2 separate regions of the Homo sapiens genome follow, and region 1 is linked to region 2. The links are chromatin contacts, found by Hi-C or POLR2A ChIA-PET in ENCODE. All regions are on one chromosome and are shown on one strand. Each heading gives the region's core, a stretch centred on a gene start or an enhancer-like site at or near the end of the contact. The rest is flanking DNA. Distances are from core to core; before and after follow the strand shown. Region 1 overlaps AHCYL2 (adenosylhomocysteinase like 2). Region 2 holds the start of SMO (smoothened, frizzled class receptor).

Region 1 (2,788 bases), core at 14-2,513, 82 kb after region 2:
ACTATGTTGCCTAGGCTTGTCTTGAACTCCTCGGCTCAAGCAGCCCTCCTGCCTAAGCCTCTCAAAGTGTAGCCACCATATCCGGCCCTAAATGAGTTCTTTTTGTATTCCGTAATTTTTAGAGTTCACCTTAAATTTTACAGTGTCTATAGATTGATAAATTTGCTTGATACTTAATTCATGCTTATATCCTTATCACTAAATGCATAATATATGTCAAATAAATTATTTGTAATGGATTTTTTATGGACATTAAAATATATTCTTTATTGATATTGTTCCAGTGTCTGACTTTCATTTATAATTTCATATTACCATTTTTGCTCCTATCTACTACTCACTTTCTAGCTAAAGTGTTTATACTTACAGTGATGGAAAGTTTTTGACTTGGGCCTTCCTTATTCCTGCGTATTATTTAATTTTACAGTGTTTGGTAGAAGCAAGGTCAAAAGTTTACTGAAAAGAAAATGAAGCCCATTAGGAGACTATTAGGTATATCTTAATATTTCCTTTCTCAGTTCCTTTAGATCCTTCCTCATTGTATTATCTGGGTCACACTGGTTGAGGGATTCTACCTTCCTAATGTAACGTCAGTTGTGTTTAGAACTGCCTTGACATACGTACCTGCTTGATTGGCGTCCTCTTCTATTAGTCACCAGAGTACAGAGATACTCAGTTCCAATGATAAAAATAGTATACATTCCCTTTAGTTAGAATCTTCTTAGTGCAAATAACCTTGGACCTATGGGTCCTGTCCATGATAAAAGGCAGAACATTTTTCACTTTTTTCTTTGAGTTTCTCTTCCTGTGACTTCCCCCTCCTTGTTATATGTTTTACATTTGACAAAGGGGGAAAGAACACTCAAGATTCCTAGTCATATGCCAGATAAATATATAATAGACATTATTTTAAATCTATAGCTGAGCTTGTGAAAAAGTAAGGAAAATCCTTAGGGGCAAAAAAATGATGAGGGCATTGAAAATCAGTGTTAAGTACATAAGCTAAAGTTACGGCTGCTCTGGATGACTAAGAGACTTAGTTTTAACAACCACATGGGAATAAGAGACTTTTTTACTCCCTTGCAGAAAGCTAAGTTCCTCAAAGGGTTTCCACATTATTGAAAAGATGATCTAGAAAAAACATTTGCCCCATGGCATAGAGAAATGTCAAGGAAGTTTGTCCACTCCGTGTGGGCTTTAGGTGAGAAAGGTTTCTCTGAGAATTTGTTACCTGGGGTTGTCTTCACATAGGTTCAGTTTAGAATGTTCCTCTTTTTCTGCAGTCCAGGAAACCCAAAGCCAAGAAATTAACATATAAAGTAGTCTTGAATCTGCAACAGTCCTACGGCATCAGGCTGAAGCAAGTGCAAAACTTCTCTATAGGGATATCCTCAATCTAGGCCACACCAAATCTCACAGCTAAAGGTGCTCTAAAAAAAAAAAGTTTGGGCCGGGCGTGGTGGCTCATGCCTGTAATCCCAGCACTTTGGGAGGCCGAGGCGGGCGGATCACGAGGTCAGGAGATGAGACCATCCTGGCTAACACGGTGAAATCCCGTTTCTACTAAAAATACAAAAAATTAGCTGGGCGTGGTGGCAGGCGCCTGTAGTCCCAGCTATTCGGGAGGCTAAGGCAGAAGAATGGCGTGAACCCGAGAGGTGGAGCTTGCAGTGAGCCGAGATGGTGCCACTGCAATCCAGCCTGGGCAACAGAACGAGACTGTCTCCAAAAAAAAAAAAAAAAAAAAGAGTTTTAAAATAGACCTTCAAAAAATATAGTCACTGAAACTTAAAATTTGGTGGACAATATCAATGGTAGAATGGATACATTATGGTATATTCATAGAACAGAATACTATTAAGCAATGGAAATGAATAAATTGCTGCTATGCATAAGATCATGGCTGAATAACAATAATGTTGAAGGAAGGAAGCCAGATGTAAAATAATATATACTATGTTATTTTATTTATATAAAGCTAAAAACCCGGGTGCGGGTAACATTGGATTTTTGTCCTGGGTGATAGTTACATGGCTGTTTCACTCTGTTATAATTCATTGAATTTATAATTTGTATACTTCCTCCATTTAATAGAAAGCAGATAAGGAAAATGTAATAAATGTCATAGAAAAGATAGGATAAATAGAAAGCATAATAAAAGATGGTAGAGATAAATCCAAATGCATCAGTAATCATACTGAACATAAATGAATTACACTTATTGAAACAAAGACAGATTGTTGTAGCATGTTTTCAAGATGGCTGATGTTAGTTCCTTCCCTCCACATGTGCACCACCCCCATCTAGTGGTGGAGTTTATTCCTCTGTTCATACCAAATCTGGGCTGGCCTTAGTGACTTGTTTGGTGAAATGTGGCAGAGATAACATTCTGGGACTTTCAAGGCCAGGTCATGAAAAGTTTTGCAGCTTCCATCTAGGCCTATTTGAACATTCTCTTTTGGATTGCTGTGCTATGGAACATTTAGTCTTGGAACCTAGCTGCCATGCTGTGAGGAGTCCAAGCCAGATGGAGAGGCTCAGCTGAGCTCCTAGCCAACAGCTAGCATCACTTTTCAGCTACGTGAGTTCCAGTTCCAGTGGGCATCATATGGAGAAAAGCCCAGGCCCTAGGCGTATGGCTCCCAGTCTAGTTATCCTCAATCAATGGAGCCACCTTACCTGAGGCCCCAGATGTTATAGAGCAGACACGAGCTGTTCCTGCTATACTCTGTCTGAATCAGAATTGTGAGTATAATAAAATGGTTGTAGTTTTATGCCACTAAGCTTT
Region 2 (3,250 bases), core at 548-3,047:
AACTTCTAATCATGGTGGAAGGCAAAGGGGGAGCGAGACATCTTACATGGCAGGAGCAGGAGGAAGAAGCGGGGAGGTGCCAAACCCTTTAAACAATCCTCGTGAGAACTCACTCATTATCGTGAGAGCAGCACGAGGAGGATGGTGCTAAACCATTCATGAGAAACTGCCTCCGTGATCCAGTTACCTCCCACCAGGCCTCACCTCCAACACTGAGGATTACAATTCAACATGAGATTGGGTGGGGATGCAGATCCAAACCATATCACCTAATATTAACCAGTAAAGATTAATATCATTCCCCTAGTCAAAACTTTGAGATTTCCTTACTATCAAGAGAATTGACCCTTAATTCTGTGTGTTATTTGAGGCTTCTTACCAATCAGTTTCCCTACTTATCTATGTCCTTATTCTAACTCCTCCTACTCACACTTTAGTCCTGGATTCAAAACCCACCTCCTCCACTTCTATCCACACTGACCTCTGTCCCCTATTCCTATAGCATACTCACGGTACATCTCATTTTGGCAGCTTATTTATCAAGTGATTACTATGTATGCTCAAGTGAACTAGATGTTTTGTGAACACTAAGAGAATGAGATAAGGTCCCTGACCTGAAGGAGGGAACGTTGCTGTTCTGTCATGCTATGTTTCCTGAGAGCAAGCCATGTATCCACAGGAAAATGGAAGTCTACAGGTTCCTCCAGGATGTCTCTGTGCTATGTACATGCTGGAATTTCAGAAAGACTTGCTAAATTGAATTAAATTCTCTCTCTCTCTCCAATTGATATAGTTGAAGTGCAATAACTAATATGCACTTAAACTGTCCAAAGTAACAGAACTAGTCCACTACCGCTAGGCCATGAGCAAGTCTTCCAGGGGTAAGAAAGGAAAACCCACCCTGGTGTGCAGCCCGATCAGCAACAAGGAAAAAGTTGCTCAGTGCAAGTCTACTCTCCTGTTTGGAGCCTTGTGGTTATGCTGGGTTATACTTGGTTGTGCAGGTGTAAACTGCTGAAGTGGGAAATTAAGTGTGGTGACCAAAAGTGTGATGCTCAAAGGAGTGAGGAAAGGCAAAATGAGCAGAGTGGGGAAGAGGAGCAGCAGAAACCTCCCAGAGCAGATGAGCAGCAGGGCCATCAAAGAAGGACTGGTTTCCTTCTCACATAACCAAGGCCAGTCCCTGGGAACCACAGTTCAGACTTCACATATTTGTAGCAGTAAAGGCTTGATGTTGGCAAGTTTATTTCCCAGACACCTGTTCCCGCAGGTAACAGCAGCCAGAGCAGCTGCCGTGAGTGACTCTGAGGTCGTCTCTCTCAAAGGTCCCGAGCTGGAAGGATTTGGAGAAGCGCAAACCCCAAACCCAGGTTCTTCTCCATGGGGCCCCGGGATACGTTGGAAAATCTAACCAAAGCAGGAAAAACTGGCGGGCCTGGAGAACGGGGCAGAGATGGAACAGAAGTCCCCGTTGACTTCAGGCATCCCCTGTCTTTCCCATCCTGAGCCAGGAGAAAAGTCCGCTTCCTGCAGACGACCTCAGACCAAGCAAGGTGCCCGCCGAGTCTCTCCTTGCAGGTCCGGCCCACGATTTCCACTCATCTCTTTCCCCCGGGCGCGGGGCGGCGGCAGGCGGGGTCACCAGATCCCCCTAGCCCGGGCCCCTCCAGGCGCCAGGGACGCTGACGCTCGCGCTCTTCCTCTCTCGCCTCCCCTCCCCACCTCTCCGCTCCTTCGTCCAGTCCCTCCCCCAGCCTCGGCGCAGGGGGGCCGGGCTTGGCTCCGCGAGGCCCGTGCATTCCAGAGAGCCCAGCGAGCTAGAGCAACAAAGGAGCCGGGTCGCCGGCGGGGAGAGTTCGGGGGGCTGCGGCGCGCTGGGGCGAAGGTGGCTGCTGGGCCGCGGGCTGGCGCGGGGGCGGAGCCGGAGCTGCACTCGCACCCCCGGCCCGCGTCTGGCCTCCCTCGCGGGGCGGGGAGGTGGCTTTAATGGTGGGAGAGGGAATGGGGCTGGGGATTGGGGGCCCAGGGGTCTCCTAGGGCTGAAGACAACTTGGATTGCGAGGCTAGGGCTTGGGGAGTCGTGCATCCCGTTCCGGGCCTCCGCAGCCCAACATGGGCCCCGGGTTCCAAAGTTTGCGAAGTTGGGCGCCGAGGGGCCGGGGCGCGCGGAGCGTCCGGGGGGGCCCGGGCCCGGATTCTCTGGGCGCACAGGTCGCCTGAGCCGCCTCCGCGGCCGCCGAGGTCGTGCGTGTGGCCGGGGGGCTCCGAGGAGCAGGCGGGGGCGCCGGGGCTTTTGCTGAGTTGGCGGGGTTGGCCATGGCCGCTGCCCGCCCAGCGCGGGGGCCGGAGCTCCCGCTCCTGGGGCTGCTGCTGCTGCTGCTGCTGGGGGACCCGGGCCGGGGGGCGGCCTCGAGCGGGAACGCGACCGGGCCTGGGCCTCGGAGCGCGGGCGGGAGCGCGAGGAGGAGCGCGGCGGTGACTGGCCCTCCGCCGCCGCTGAGCCACTGCGGCCGGGCTGCCCCCTGCGAGCCGCTGCGCTACAACGTGTGCCTGGGCTCGGTGCTGCCCTACGGGGCCACCTCCACACTGCTGGCCGGAGACTCGGACTCCCAGGAGGAAGCGCACGGCAAGCTCGTGCTCTGGTCGGGTAAGTGCGGCGGAGCCGGGTCTGGGGGGCGGGAGGTGCCGCGGTAAGATGGGGGCACCCTTGGAAAGAACAGGCTCAGGCCTGAGTTTTGGAGAGGGCGGGGACAGCACCCGGGAGAGTTGGAGGGACAGATCCCGAAACTTTGGGGGCAGGTTACGTGCAGGATGGGACCCTCGGTCATGGGAAAAGGAGGGCAAGGAAGTTGACGAAGCGGGTCACAAAGGGCCTGAGCTGGTGGGTGAGCAAAGGATGGCGGGGATGAGGGGCCCGTGAGGAGGTGGCTCTAAGCCACGGGAAAAGACATTTTGTAAGAAGAGGAGATGCTCCACCTATTCTGGAAGCAGGGTGCCGGGGGATTCAAGGAGGTGTTGAAGACCCTGGGGAAATTGGAGTTGGAGAGGAAAAGGGGAGGGATGACGGAGGAAGAGGTTTAGACATTTGGAGGGAAGGGTAGGGGGACATGATCGAGTGAAGTTTTGAAGGAAAAGAAACCTCCCTAGTGATGAATTATTAAAAGGTAACCAGAAAGTTCTGGAAATCTTGATTTGGGAGACAGGAATGAAGCCTAGAGAACTGTGATCTTGTCTGGCTTTCACGGGAGAT

The links. A loop is a pair of places that touch in the nucleus more often than their neighbours do. ChIA-PET counts read pairs that join two places held with the same protein, here RNA polymerase II (POLR2A). Pooled maps may share reads with other maps.
Region 1: a loop to region 2 is called in a pooled map, with 2.2 times the contacts of the local background. The contact joins the enhancer-like site here to the promoter of SMO in region 2. A Hi-C loop is called at or near these places in 1 of 168 maps with a recorded cell type or tissue (astrocyte of the cerebellum) and 1 of 50 pooled maps. POLR2A ChIA-PET finds 5 or more read pairs at or near these places in 5 of 52 experiments (A673, AG04450, K562 and 2 more).

What each region holds. Positions count from the first base shown.
Region 1 is chr7:129,269,633-129,272,420 of GRCh38, forward strand. The region is part of intron 1 of AHCYL2 (adenosylhomocysteinase like 2); the gene reads left to right. Among named protein-coding and RNA genes, the nearest start is that of AHCYL2, 46 kb to the left of the region's middle. RefSeq lists an enhancer at 2,156-2,450. Within about 2 kb of position 1,264, at least 2 of the 41 ENCODE cell types and tissues checked have a DNase peak (open chromatin) inside an H3K27ac peak, as active enhancers do.
Region 2 is chr7:129,186,836-129,190,085 of GRCh38, forward strand. SMO (smoothened, frizzled class receptor) reads left to right here and starts at 1,798. Exons shown (of 12, transcript NM_005631.5): 1 at 1,798-2,647. The coding sequence starts at 2,317. RefSeq lists an enhancer at 1,016-1,105 and silencers at 1,735-2,004, 2,235-2,494.